Linked DNA regions of Mus musculus: region 2 is linked to region 1. A link is a loop called in an ENCODE intact Hi-C map of the cell type or tissue named here. Cell type or tissue: gastrocnemius. All regions are shown on one strand. Links, peaks and the distances in the headings refer to the core of each region. The heading gives the core; the rest is flanking DNA.

Region 1 (7,511 bases), core at 1,227-6,226:
ACTCAAGGAAGGCACTCAGAGGATGGAGAAATGGGTTGGCATCATCAAAACTCGTGGGGATTGGACTTTAGTTTCCCAGGTTTAGTTCTCATTCCATACAGGCTGATGCTGGGGTGAGTCAGGAATAGGTTAAGGGACATAGACACCCCAAAGAAGGCTGGTGGGCATCTAGCGGAATGTAGCTAGCATGTCCCATGACTCCTTGTGTAGGATCTGCCTTCGGCTCAATGGTAGAGGTGTTCTCTCCTGTACTATCGTCACAGACGCTCATGCTGAGAGGCTAACTTGTGCTGTCTGGAAGGCAGGGAGGCAGACTCTGCAATGCTGGCTTGGTAATTTGACTTGGGGAGCAGTGGTTGACAGGATGTAATGAAAATCCAGATAATCAGCCCACAACTTCTGCTGGCAGACCACCACGGGAGGCCAAATTATAATCAGAAACCAATTTCTAAGTCGCCCCGAAAAATCTCGCCCCTTAATGTGGGCGTAGCTCCAGGCTCCATGGTCAGTGCATTCTTTCCCTGGAGGCACTTAAGGAGCTAACCCATGGTCTACCATTCCTGGTGAGCAAGCAATGGAGGCGAGGGAGGCAAGGAAGAGTTTAGTAGCAGCAAGTTAGGGACCTGAGTCTGTTTCAGAATAGGAACAGCAATGTCAGATGGATCAGACATTCAAAGCCACATGGCTAAAGCTTCCTTTTTTCCTTAGCAGCACTTGGTTATACATTAGTTACCTTTGGCCATGAAACAAATTACTCAAGGCTTGGCTGATTAGAACAATACATATGTAATCACACACTGTTTCTTTGGCTCTTGTAATGTGTGGTTGTGGCTCAGGGTCCGTCAGAATGCTGTCTGGAGCTCTAGTCATGTGAAGACTCTAAACAGGGCTGAGATTTCCTTTGCATGTGGACATTGGCAGAGGACCTCTGTGCTGGTGAATCTTATGTCAATATTAAACAAACTAGAGTCACCAGAGAGGAGGGAGCCTCAAATAAGAAAAGGCCTTTTGGCTAGTAGTGGCACACACCTCTAATACCAACACTGGGGAGGCAGAGACAGGTGGATCTCTGAGTTCGAGGCCTGTTTGGTCTACAGAGTGAGTTCCCAGACAGCCAGGGCTACACAGAGAAACCCTGTCTAAAACAAACAAAGAACAAGCGAGCAAGCGAGTGAGCGAGCAAGCGAGTGAGCGAGCAAGCGAGTGAGCGAGCAAGCGAGTGAGCGAGCAAGCGAGTGAGCGAGCAAACGAGTGAGCGAGCACATGAACAAGCAAGCAAGCAGGCAGCACCCCTCCACAGCTTCTGCCTCTCCAGGATCCTGCCTTGTGCGAGTTCCTGCCCTGACTTCCTCCTCAAGCTGCCTCTGCTCACGGTGTTCCATCATGGCAATAGACTAACCTTAATTAGGACATCTTTGGCTCCTCACCTGAATGCCCTCATTGGGTTGCTACCGGGCAAAGAATGACCTCTCAGTAGGACTGCCGACTTCCCTCAGAGTGAACCATCCAAGAGCAGAGAGCAAGGCAAGAGCTGCATCTTTTATACCCTGAACCCTAAAGTTGCACAGTGCCATCTCCACAACACTGCTTCAGGAGACTCCCTAAACGCGCCCACACCACGCCCCCCACCATGCCCCCAGACCTCAGAGAAGAGGATGAGCTTCCCTTCGGAGGACAGGTGTCAGAAGGAACCACTAGCACCCCAAAACCACAAAAACTATCCTCTCCATTGTCTCCGAAGCTCCTTTGGCTTCCCTTCCAGTTTTTGTAACTATAGCTACGCATTTACACAAGGTCGATGTAAGGACTGCATACCACAAATACTAAAATATCTAGCTCATGGCGGTTCTAGCGTGATAACCATCTGTAGCTGAAGCTGGTTTGCCTGCCTCCATGCTGCCTCTTCACTAGTCAAGGGACCGATGGCAGCTTAGTCGGTCCACCTACGTCTCTGTCTCTCTCATCAGCGAAATAAGGCTAGTTATGAGCTCTGCTACCCCGCCCCCTCTCGCTAAGCTTCTTGAGAGCGTTCAATGAGTAATTAAATGCACAGGGCTTACAAGAGAGCCTGGCCCACAGAAACCACTCAATACTGTTGGCTGTCAGCGTGACAGCTAGAGCAAGAGAAGTTTGAGCCAGTAGGTGTGGCTAGCCTCAGAAAGCAGCCTTCGAGCTGAGTTCCCAGGAGGGGTAAGCAAAAACCATGTTGTCTTCCTGGCCACACCACAACCTCAAACCATCTGACGGCTATTCCTGGGGATAGTGTTATTTCAGCCCTAGAAGGGACAAGGGACAGAGACCTCTCATCCCCAGGCTCTGCTGTGCCTCTTCCCTCAGAGTCCTGGGTTAATACTTGGCAGAAAGTGCTTGCTGGAGATAACCTGTCTCACTAGCACTCTGAGTCCTATTTATGTTTTATTTTTGTCCTGACATTTTTTTTTAAGACCGACCTTTTGTGAGGGCAGAATATCTAAACAGGGAAGTGGCCTAGCAGGAGTCTAGGAAATTCTTCAGCCTCACGCATTTTTTGGTTCCCGAATTTAATTGTAAGGATATGTGTGCTTGCAACCTGCCCCAGCTCACTGTTGGCTTATGACACACGTCTGTTCTTCCTCTGGGCCTTTTGTGTCCTTCCTGGGACTCTTGAGACCCTTGGACAGACGGCCTAGGTTTCTTTTCCTCCTAAATATAGCCATCATGTGAAGCGTGCCAGACTCATGCCCCGTGTCTGTCCTTCTTAGCAGAGACTGATGCGAAAGGATTGCTGTGAGCTAGAGGCCAGAAGGAACCACATAATGAGACTTTGTCTCCAAACAAATAAGTGAAAAATACCTCAGACTTCAAGAAAAGAAAAGGAAAAAAAAAAAAAGCCAGAAAATGGTGCCCAGTCTTTGCAGACAAAGGGATGGAGCTATTATGATGAGTTTTTGTTCATTTCCCAGACCCCTTTAAAAGATAGGCTCTGACTAGTGAGACACGTGATATTCTTACATCTGGTGGCAATCAGATAGATATTAAACCTAGTGGCAATTAGCTAAATTGTCAGAGAGGTAGGAAGGACCTCTCGAGGTCACCTGTCTCATGCCCTTCTCCTCCATTAGAATGTCTTTAGCCTGTGCCGAGCTGCTCACTAGCCATGGGCAGGGTAACACGGCTCACTCAAGTGCAGGTGTGTCGGTGATAACATAAGCCCTGGATTTCCAAAATTTAACTCAAGTCTGAAGAGGGATACATGTCTGTCTCCCTAGTGATCTGTAATGACTACCAGTTGAAATGATATTTTAGTGTTGGCCTAAATCAAGTAGCTTGTTGCTTTTTTGTAATTTGACTACTGCAAAGTTGCAGGTACTGTACATGGCTCATGTTATTTTACTAATTATCTGTGCTGCTAGTATTATATCTGGTATTATTAGTGGGGTGTCTAGCAGTATTCAGACACCCCACTCTCCACCCTATTCCCAACCCTTATCCTTCATCTCTCATCCCCAAATCCTGGGAACAGGATTAGGATTCTAGACACTTCTACCACAACTCTTCTGTACCTTTCATGATCCTGGCTTCCCACTTCTTCTCTGTAGTCTTCCTCCGTCTTCAGGTTAGTAGCTTCTGCTTCACACAGTGACTCTTTGGCATCCCAGAAACCCCCACATGAAGAGAGTCCAGTCTCGCTTCTTATTGTTAGAAGGGCGGTCCTAGCTCTCTGACAATTTAGCTAATTGCTACTAGATATAGTAACATCACAACTAGTTGTTCTTTCTTTGTCTTACAAGGAAGATATGAGGCACTTGTGATCCTTGCTCCATGGGTGAGAGGCTCGGCAAGATTGGGTAACTTCCTCAATATCTCCTAAGTACGTGGTGGCAAAAAACAACTTGAGCCTAGGTTTACCTGATTCTTAAATCTTCCCACTCAACTGATACATTCACCTGCCTCTCAGAGTTGGGAATCTTTTTAAAAATGAATTTCAAATTGGCTTTGGAAGGTAGGGGTTCTGGGAGATGAAAGAAACTCTCTGTAACACCCTCCTCCCTCACTCCTTATCGTTTTTTCCAACTTGGTAATATTTTAATGACTTCCTTTGTGTCCTCCCTCTATTTGTAAAACTAAACATCCAAAGCTGCTTACATCATCTTTCTCTGAGTCTGACTGATACAGAGCGAAGGGAAAGGGTTATTTCTACTTGTTTCTACTGCCAAGTACTCAATTGGTCCTTTCGGTACTTCATCCCATTTAACCCAAGGAAGGCAGAAGCTAATGGGACTTACTACCCATGACTGATGTGACAGTTAAGGCTCAAACAGGTTAAGCAATGTAACAGAGTGGCAGGCAGGTCTGGGATTAACTCCCATGCCTTACTCCAAAGACACCAGGTCCTGCAATGCCAATTGTTTAACTCTCTGTGATTGTAACATAATATCCAAGAGAAAATCCACTTAAAAAGAGGAAAGTTTTATTTTCACTCTCAATTTGGAAGATTCCAACCCATAATGGTTGGTTAAGAAAACTTGTGATAGCCAAGAAGCAAAAAGAGAAAGATGGGGTTGGGGGGGGCGTCTACTATCCATTTTGGGGATATACCCCAAAGTGATCAGAAAATCTCCTACTAGACTCAATTCTGAATATCTCTAAACTGGGGAGCACACCTTCAACGTGGGACTTTCAGGGAACTCAAGATGAAGGTACAAGGCTGAGGTTTTTCTTTGCAAGTACTCTGAAGAGGCCTTAGTACATGCCAATGAGTCTGTAGCTTAACCCCTCCAACCTGAAGACACCATGTGAAATCCACTGGGGATGCCCCACTCTGTGGATTAACTGTGCATCTCCAAAACTCAACAGGCACCATGCTTCGTCTGCCCTTTGAATGGGGCAGGGAGGGGAGTGTTAAGGAGCGGATCTGCACATGGGTGAGCCCGAAGCAAACTGTGGTGTGCGTGGTGTGAGGTGCTCAGTGGGAATGCTGTGCTAGCTGCTTCATGTCTGCTGTCCCAGCATCCCAGCGGGGCTGAGATGAAGTCAACCTTGAGTTTGAGCCTAGCCAGGGCTTCAGAGTCTAAGACCTTGTCTCAAACAATGAAAAGACAAGCACCGGGGTCCCACTTGTCTGTGGGACTTAGAGCAAAACCAGGTTCTTAGGGACATAAAAGGGAACGGTGTCGTGCCAAAAGCTAGGAAAGGGGTGGGAGGTTTTTGTTTTGATGAGGACAGACTTTCTGATTGGAAGTTATTGAAGGTCTACAGCAGTGATTCCCAACCTTCCTAAGGCTGTGCCTCTTGAATACAGTTCCTCACGTCGTGGTGATCCCCCCACCATAAAATTGTTTTCCTTGCTATTCATAACTGTAATTTTGCTATTCGCACAAACAATGATGTAAATAGCTGTGCTTTCCAATGGGCTTAGGGAACCCTTGTGAAAAGGTCGTTTGAAACCCCAGAGGGGTCACGACCCACTGGTTGAGAACTGCTGGTCTACAGGCAGATTATGTGCCACTGTGAGTGTCTTTAGTGACACCGAAGCACATGCATAAAATGCTTAAGAATGAGAACCCATGTAGAAATGCCCGGCATAGTGGTGCACACTTGTAACTCTAGCCCTGAGAGGCAGACACAGGAGGATCCCTGGGGCTCACTGGCCACAGCCTAGCCTAGTTGAGTTCTCTCCCCAGGTGTAGGTGATGTTCTTTAGAACAGTACCCAGCATGCTCTGCTGTCCTGCACACACGTAAGCACGCATACGCACACGTGCTACACTCACTCACACATCAATTCCAGTAAAAATTTTAAATTAAAAATAAAGTGTTAAAAAAAATCCACAGAAACAGATCTTTGTAGAAAGATACATTTCCTACCAGTATATGGGATCCACAGTGTCCCTGGAGCTGTAGGCCTCTTTCACTTCATTGTTTTCTTGTGAGAAAGCTGCATCAACACGAAGATTCAGGGACAAGGGCGGGGGACAACCTTGGGTCCCTTTCTCCTGACATGGTCTTCTGTGTGGAAAGTTGAACCAGCTTCACACACATTCCTTCTTCTGCACTTACGGTGCTCCCAGTCGATGTCTGGAGCGGGGAGGCAGCTTCGCTTCAAGAATTCCTTCCTGTGAGCCCTCAGTTGATGGAGATTTCATCATGCTTGCCCCCTGTCTATGGTTGTGCCTAGTTCTGTCTAAGAAGGAAGACAGGGCTGTCCATTCTCATTGATTGGACCAAAGTTGTCATCTCTTTGACAACTAAGCATTTGTTAGTTTTAAAATAGAGACCTTTACTCTATATTTTATTAGATATTATATAATACATTATATAATATTATATATGTTTATGCATAATAAAATATCACCTAGTTCATTCTAAAATAGAGATTAAATCTATTTTATGTATATAAGTGTCTGCCTTCATGTATGTCTGTGCACTATGTGTGTTTATGGTACCTGAGAGAGCCAGAAGAGAGCGTCAGATCCCCTGGGGCTGGAGTTACTGACAGTTGTGAGCCACCATGTGGGTGGGCACTGGGAATTAAGCCCAGATCCTCTGCAAAAGCATCCAGTGTTCTCAACCACTGAGCCATTTCTCCAGCTCATAGATTTCATTCTTTGAGACAAGATCTCATGTAGTTCATGCTGCCTCAGACTTCCTAAGTAGTAGTGGATGACCTTAAACTTCGGAGCCTTCTGTCTCCACCTTCTAAGTTCACTAAGAACGCCTGGAATCAGGTGTTCACCACAATACCCATATTTTATATAGCACAAAGGATCCCAGGTTCTACCATCTGCACTCTCTAAGAAGTTTTGAACTGTATCTCATTGAAGTTCCTGGCCCCTTAAAAACCTTAAGCCAGTTGACCGATCCCATCCACAGTTGAGAACATTTAGCCAGGGTTAAGAAGTCGACGCTCTAAGCCACAGAAATTTAGAGTGCGGTGTCTCGTGTGATCGTGGGTGTATTTGCTCATGTGTCCTGTGTACTTTCCCCTTCAGGAATCATTAACCAATGGCAACAGGAATCCAAGGATAAAGTGATTTCCCTTCTGCTAACTCACCTGCCTTTGCTGAAGCCAGGAAACCTCGACGCGAAAGCAGAGTATATGAAACTGCTGCCCAAGATCCTGGCACACTCTATCGAACACAACCAGCACATTGAGGAGAGCAGGCAGCTGCTGTCCTATGCTTTGATCCACCCAGCCACTTCCTTGGAAGACCGCAGCGCACTAGCCATGTGGCTGAATCACTTGGAGGACCGCACATCCACCAGCTTTGGTAGCCAGAACCGAGGCCGCTCGGACTCTGTGGATTATGGACAGACGCATTACTATCACCAAAGACAGAACTCTGACGATAAGCTCAATGGCTGGCAGAACTCTCGGGATTCTGGGATTTGCATCAGTGCCTCCAACTGGCAGGACAAGAGCCTGGGCTGTGAGAATGGCCATGTGCCCCTCTACTCTTCCTCGTCTGTCCCTGCCACAATCAACACGATTGGAACCGGCGCAAGCACGAGTAAGTCCCCCAGAGACCCTGG
Region 2 (7,511 bases), core at 1,138-6,137, 52 kb after region 1:
GAAGAAGAAGAACGAGAACAAGAAGAACGAGAACAGGAAGAAGAAGAATGAGAAGAACAAGAAGAACAAGAGAGTTCATGGAACTGCTCCATCCCTTTTGTGATGCATTGAATCAAAGTTTAGCACTGGATTACCCAGACTTCTCTGAGTCTGACCATTGTGTTTTCTGAGCAGTGGTTGGGATTTTTTTTTTAAAGATATGAATGGCAGGGCGTGGTGGCCATGCCTTTAATCCCAGCACTTGGGAGGCAGAGGCAGGCGGATTTCTGAGATCGAGGCCAACCTGGTCTACAGAGTGAGTTCCAGGACAGCCAGGGCTATACAGAGAAACCCTGTCTCAAAAGAAAGAAAGAAAGAAAAGAAAGAAAGAAAGAAAGAAAGAAAGAAAGGAAGGAAAGAAAAGAAAGGAAGGAAGGAAAGAAAAGAAAGGAAGGAAGGAAAGAAAAGAAAGGAAGGAAGGAAAGAGAGAGAGAAAAAGAGAGAGAGAGAAAGAAAGAGAAAAAAAGAAAGAAAGGGAGAGGAAAGAGAGAGAAAGGAAGAAAGAGAGAGAGAAAGGAAGAAAGAAAGAAGAGAAAAGAAAAGAAAAGAAAAGAAAAGAGAAAAGAAAAGAAAGAAAGAAAAGAAAAGAAGAAAGAAAGAAAAAAAGATATGAATGGCAAACACAAAACCTGGTGACCAAGTGATCAGAACACCAGAGCTGTAGTTAACCTGGCTACCGATGTCAACCTATGGTTACCCTTCTCTGTATAAGTGTTACCACTGTTTCCACAAAAACAAATAACTGACAGAGAGTGAAGTCTGGTAAAAGGGCTCCAGGACATTATATCAGGAAAAGTACCAGACTACGGGCTAGCATGTCCAGAAATGGTGATCCAGAGGTGGTTTGTGCTGAAAATTATGGTAAGAGTTAGCACTGTGTACCTGGAAAAGCCTTGCCTGAGTTTATTTAATGATGGTCCCAGAGGGAATCTCTTTTGTCACAGTAGATTGAAGACCTTCCAAGCAAAGAATGGAGTAATTTCTAGCCTGAAACGATGGTTGGTGTCTGTCCTTAACTGAATGTTCAGTTCTAATTCCCAGAAATCTTCCATCTTTGCTCTGCACAAGATCACTCAGCAGCAGGCCAATGATCACCTGCTATGCCTGACTTTTTTTTTTTTTTTTTTTAAGGAGACCAACCCTGTCCACACTCCCTGAGCCTGGGTTTGGTTTTCCTGGGTTTGGTTTTCCTGGGAGGCAAACTGTCTTCCATCAGTCCTGGCTATCTACTTTAAACATTGGAAAACCCGAAGTTCCCACCTATATTTGAATGTGTGTGGCCGGCTCATCAGTGCCTCAGAGTAAACCACTTTATAATCTTGTGACCAATATGATTAGCAATATGATGATGCCCTATAGAAAGTATGAATGATACTTACCCAGTACCTTGGAATCTCAAAATACTCTCAATCTCTATTTACTTAGCTCTATGGCTGGTGATCTCTGTAGTCCTTGCTGCAATGTAGCTAAGAGCTGGGCTGCAGAAGGACCTGAGTTCTAGACCCCACTTGACCACATTCTTTCTCTGTGATCTAGACTTAATGGCACAACGCTGCCATCTGTATGGTGAGTAGGGTTAGGGAAAGATGATCTCAGGTCTTATCAGCTCAAAAATTCTGACTTGAGACTTTGGGTAAATGATTTATTTTAGTTGCAATTAGCAAAGTAATGATTCAGTAGCTCTTCAGTCCAGTAATTTTCTGAACTCTAAAACACCATGCCTGGGGTTTGTTTCAGTTGTACCTTGGCATTTCCTTTATCCTGGGATCTAGGCAAGGTTTGGGTCCTCCGTGTTGTGATGTTTCTTATGGAGAAATGACTGGCAGCTATCCCACAACAGTGGTAATACTGGTAGTCCAGGATGCCCTTTATCCCACAGGGGGCCAGGGAAGGTGAAAGAAACACCAGGCAGGGAAGTTATGGAGTACAACTACTGCATATGGTTCTAGCTTCTAGAAGTAGCTGATATAGCTTTCGGAGATTTATACTAAGTTTCAAAAAAAGAAAAATAGTGTCTTGAGGGCACAGACTATTGTATCTACTTTGGGCATTTTCTAAGTCAGTTCTTCCCAAGACAACAGTAAGTTGGCCCAGCTAAAGCAGAGGCTCTTTGTGTTTTACTTTATTGTGATGAATTCCTTTGATACCTTTAAAGGAACTGTAGAAAACTAGACACACACACACACACACACACACACACACACACACACACAAGTATTCTAGGGAATTCCTGTTTCTCCTGAAATACTTAAACCCCAAGTTAGCAATGCCTGGTCTAGGTAAACTTTAGGGCCCAGTGGGGTTGCCAAGGTTAGCCCTAATCTGTGAGCCATCAGTTGCTACCTAAGTTAAGTAATAACTTTTTCTTTTTTTCCCTCTGGCCATCGCCCTTCCCCCTCTCTGCCCTCCCATCTTTCATCATCCCTTCTTGCCCCTTTCATTTCTCCTTCCATCTCTTGCGCATCTTGCACCATAGATGTTCCAGCTTGGTTAAAAAGCCTCCGCCTGCACAAGTACGCTGCGCTCTTCTCGCAGATGACTTATGAGGAAATGATGGCCCTCACTGAGTGTCAACTGGAGGCTCAGGTATGTGCCTGAGGGGCCCCTTCCCTGAGACAAGGTCTTGAGGTTCAGCATCAGACAGACCTTGTCTTAGATGCAGAAACAGACCTTATCCACTCCATAGCTTGCCCGGATCTAGGAGCTGCCTGGTGCTGGCTGGTGTCCCACGGTGAGTAAACTAGTTTCTTGCCTTGGCAGTTCAGTGGAAGATAAAGACCAGCAGGCAGTCACGGGCCAAGGCAAGGGAGAGGAAGTTAGGAAAAGACAGAGCCAAGTGTACCTTCAAACTCTGGGTGCTAAGGAAGACCCTGTGGTACTGCCAGGTGTGGTATCACATAAGTGTTCCCAAGAGCTTTCCCCTGGCTCTTCTCTTTCCTCCACCAAGCCAAGACTTGTTTGGATAGGGACAGATTCCTCGTCTCTTTATCCAGTCTGGTCACACATCCACTAACTTCTAACTGGACCAGCCAGAGGAAACACTAGCCACTCCGGGACACTCTTCCAAAATCACTCACACTGTCTTAGTTGAGATCAGAGTAAACTGTTTAAAATACATTCTTCTGACCACCCCAAATGGCATGGGCCAGTGAGGGCGGCTAAGTTATCCAGGCCTTAGAATTTATTTCCCTTCTGAAGTCATAAAAGAACAGAATCTCCCCTTCCTTCTTAAGTCTCTCCCCACAAAATCTGAGGGCAAACACCCATCAACAGCACCCCAGAAACCATTTCTGCCATGCCAGGCTCTGGCCAACAGATCTAATGTGTGTTTTTGTTTCTCTTGTTTAAAATGCTATTTGCATTTTTTTTTCAAATTGACCCCAGTTTCCTTTGAGCGACAATTCGAAGAAACCGGTGGTCTAAATGAGTTAATATTCGTTGCACAGGAAGGAGAGATTGGAGCATGTGGGGCAGGGCCTGGCTGCCACATGGCTCCCCACTGACCTCTGCTTTTCCTGTACTTATTCAGTGCCCTCAGATCCCCTTCTGTAGGCCTGGCTAAATACCAGGACTGAGAACAAGACAAAGCCCAGAGTCACTGCACACTCTCAGAGAATGAAAGGCACTAATTTCAACTTCCTAACATTTCTCCCACCACTGCTTGGATCTCAGCTGCTGCCTCGGACCCCAGGGTTTGACAGGAACTATTTGAAAGAGCAATCTGTGTTTAGGTCAAAGTTGAGAGAAAAAGCCAACTCATCAGTTGTTCAGATTTTTAAAAAGAGAGAGAAAGTCCTGCCAAGGATGGTAGCGCTAGAGCCTGACCCAAACTTTTACAAAATAATTGAATTCACTGGATCCGAAAAGTACAGCAAAACAGAAATATATCCCCAGTGCTTGCAAGGGCAGAGATGCCCCTGCCACCCTCTGCCCTTCACTAGTGAAGGAGAAACTCTAGAATGGTTGCCAGGGAACAGAGATGGCCAGAACGCTGCATTAGAGACCTGCTTAGAAAAAAGGGACCCTTTTTACTGGGAAGTGTGTAGCGACTACAATCCACAAGATTCTAAGGAAGTCCCCCCCTCCCCCTGACTGCTGTGGCCAGTTTAAAATAAAAAATCCACAACTCTGCATGCTTACCTAGAGTGAAGTAAATTCCACTTTTCATAATGGAAAGGAAAAGGATGGTCGTAAAGGAACAGAATTCCCCTGTGTGGTGGTTGGTGCACATGGGCGGTACTGGGCTTCACGTCCTTTGCCCCAAGAAAGCAAAAAACAACAATACTGCAGTCTCCAGAGAAACCAAGAGGGACTGAAGTAAGACAACCTGAAGACAGGAGTGTCCTGAACAAAACCAAAAAGGTCATTTAACATGGTGAAAGTGAAGACATCTCACACTGGGTGGGATAATTGGCTGTTATGTGGCTCTCTGTCTTAAAGGTCATGGGCAAACTGGTAGCCAGACGGAGTTAGTATATTGACTAAAAAGGGTTTTGAGTCAGTGGTAGCAACAAGAGAGAAATGTATCCTGGCCTGTCTGTGAACATGTAGGAACAAAAGACTAAGTAGAGCCCAGCCTCTGAGAGCCTCTAAGCTGATTCCTGAATATGTTATGTTCTAATATATTGTTGCATCTGATTACAGAATGTTACCAAAGGCGCAAGACACAAAATTGTAATCAGTATTCAGAAGCTCAAAGAAAGACAGAACCTCCTGAAGTCTTTGGAAAGGGTAAGTGAGCAATGGGCCCAGGACACATTTCCACCTTCCTTGTGGGAACACAGACTAAAGGAACACAGTTTAGAGTGTCACTTACTAGAACATAGGGTGCCATGTGACTTCCCTGTCTGTCAGAGAAAGGGAAATGACCAATGTGAAGGTTCCTGGTCACCCATGCTTCCTTGGATCCTGATGCTATAATGAATTAAGTCCTCTGGGTTCGAGCTGCTGGTGAGCTACTGGGTTTGCCTTGGATGAGCTTCAGAAGCCAGTGCTCGCTCTGCTCTGTCCATCACCTCAGTCTTGGAGGCAACCACAGAGTCTGGTAAGTTGTCCTACGCACAGTAACAGCAGTCACAGAACAGCGCATGAAGTGCTGATGTGCCTATGCCTGCTCTCTAGCGCCCATGTCTGGATTGAAGAAAGAAATCCAGGAGGGGCAAACATCCACGGGTTCACTATAGGTTTCACGGGGGATAGAAAGTATTGGCACAGATAGAGTTGGCTTTAGAGTTCAGCTTAAGCACAGGATCTATCTCCATGACTCAGACAGGAACCACTACAAAAATGTGTAACGCCAAAACCAGTCCACAACTGTGAATCCTGACACCAGCCGGCAGTGATGAGTGAATTATGGGTCCCATGTTCCTTCCTGTGCTGATTTTTCTCATGGAAACAAAAAGATGCCTGCAGACTAACAGTGGTTCCTTGTTTGTGAAGCTACCTGTTTGCTCTGGTGTGGAGAGCAGTTTCCAGATGCCTGGCATCTCGCTATAGATTGTGAGTCTGAACCTCTTAGAAACTCCAGGGAGCCTTCAGGGAGGGACAGAGTACTAAGTGAGGCAGGGCTCTAGCAAGTTCCTAAAGCAGGTGACTTAATGGAGTGGGAATGTTTTTATAAGTTGCTCACAAAGATATATGTGCACTTAATTATATGTGTATGTGTGTGCGCGTGTATACTGTTAAGTTGCATTTAATATGTAACATAAAACATCATTTATATTTGGAAAATATACATATAGTATCAAGAAAATTCTTTTTAAATCCTTTTGGGCAGATAGGTAAGAAGTGCTCACATGCTCATCCTGATTAAAGAGCGTTCCTAGCTAAAGGGATCTGCAACCCTATAGGTGGAACAACATTATGAACTAACCAGTACCCCGGAGCTCTTGACTCTAGCTGCATATGTATCAAAAGATGGCCTAGTCGGCCATCACTGGAAAGAGAGGCCCATTGGACACGCAAACTGTATATGCCCCAGTACAGGGGAACGCCAGGGCCAAAAAAATGGGAATGGGTGGGTAGGGAAGTGGGGGGGAGGGTATGGGAGACTTTTGGGATAGCATTGGAAATGTAATTGAGGAAAATATGTAATAAAAAATATTTAAAAAAAAGAGCTCTCCTAAACAAAGGGAATCACACATTTCGTGCAAGCTCTCCACCTAAACCCGAGGTTTGGGTGTTGTTCTTAATTTTATGCTAAGTCCTCTGCCAAGCAGCTTGTCTAACGGAGTGATTATGGCTATTTTTAATCTAAGAAACTGTTCTCTTTTGGAGAACATTCAAAAGGCCAATTTACCCCGTGTCCATTGGAAACTATAGAAAGTGTTCTGAATGAAGATTATGTTGTAAGCCAGTTCATTTCTAGAGCATCCTTTAAGAATTCATTAACAGCCTCTGTGGATGAGAAAGCAGAGCTCCCTCTTGCCCTCATCCTTGAGCTGACATACATGTACCGTATGTCTGTGTGTGTGTGTATGTGTATGTGTGTCTGTGTGTAAATGTTTGTATGTGTGTCTGTATCTCTGTGTGTGTGTGTGTCTGTGTGTATGTGTCTCTGTGTGTCTGTGTGTACGTGTCTGTGTCTCTGTGTGTGTCTATGTGTGTGTCTCTGTGTGTGTCTGTGTGTGTGTGTATGTGTGTATGTGTCTCTGTGTGTCTGTGTGTGTGTCTATCTATATGTGTGTCTCTGTGTGTGTCTGTGTGTGTGTCTGTGTGTGTGTGTGTTACGAGGGTCATGTTCTTTTGACTTGGTGTCAGTTAAGTCAGGGATGCTCTGCTTTCTAGAGTTATACCTATAATTACATTGACTGTACAACAGTGCTTCCACCATGGTTTCCTGAAATGGAAAAGATAAAAAGATGCCAAGCTCATTGTCTTTGACTTCCTGGAGAGAGGAAAGCCATGCCTTTTGGATGGCTGCATTAAGCTGACACCCTGTGTTCTGATACCCTGAGCTCCGGGCTCTCCCTTCACACTACACATCCCTGAAGACTGAGCCCCCAACTCTCTCCTTCGATCTCCTGAAATCTTTCCTGCTGTTTTAGGAAGGGAGCTGTTACCTGCTACTACTGGTGGCTCAGAGACTCAGCTAAAGGCATTCTCCCAACCCCAGCTGATGGCACTGTTGGAATGAATGGTCATCACAATTCCCCTGCCTGCCTCTGGCATTCTTACCTCACATAGAACCCACATTTCTAAGGAGATGGCTGAGACCCCGCCCATAGCTAGTTCATAATCCGAAGAAGCTGCTGACTACGTGCCCCAAGCCCTTCCGTTCCGCTACTGAATGCTTGCTGAACAGATGTTTGGACGCACTTTGCCCATCCTTGCAGGTTAACTGTGAGTGGTATGTGGTTCCTGGCCCTGGGTAGCTTGGAATGTGCACCGGGACAGAAAGATATGGTAGCTACTGAGCACACAACCCGGGGTGATGGTATACCATCACCAAGGCCAAAGAGAACGTCCTTAGA

What was found. Peaks named below come from ENCODE experiments on the same cell type or tissue, not always from the same donor. Only the 100,000 strongest peaks of a DNase experiment are listed, where the experiment ranks them.
Region 2: a loop joins it to region 1, with 2.0 times the contacts of the local background. A loop is called at or near these places in 10 of 42 quality-filtered maps.

Annotation. Positions count from the first base shown.
Region 1 is chr14:47,009,307-47,016,817 of GRCm38, forward strand. It overlaps Samd4 (sterile alpha motif domain containing 4), which reads left to right. Exons shown (of 13, transcript NM_001037221.2): 3 at 6,971-7,489. Among named protein-coding and RNA genes, the nearest start is that of Gm52121, 4.9 kb to the left of the region's middle. In gastrocnemius, for the core only: no CTCF peak of the experiment used is centred there; no DNase peak of the experiment used is centred there; H3K4me3 peaks cover 558 bases; H3K27ac peaks cover 2,692 bases.
Region 2 is chr14:47,061,705-47,069,215 of GRCm38, forward strand. Samd4 (sterile alpha motif domain containing 4) reads left to right here. Exons shown (of 13, transcript NM_001037221.2): 5 at 2,516-2,625; 6 at 4,684-4,770. Among named protein-coding and RNA genes, the nearest start is that of Gm10371, 51 kb to the right of the region's middle. In gastrocnemius, for the core only: no CTCF peak of the experiment used is centred there; a DNase peak (open chromatin) is centred at 3,560.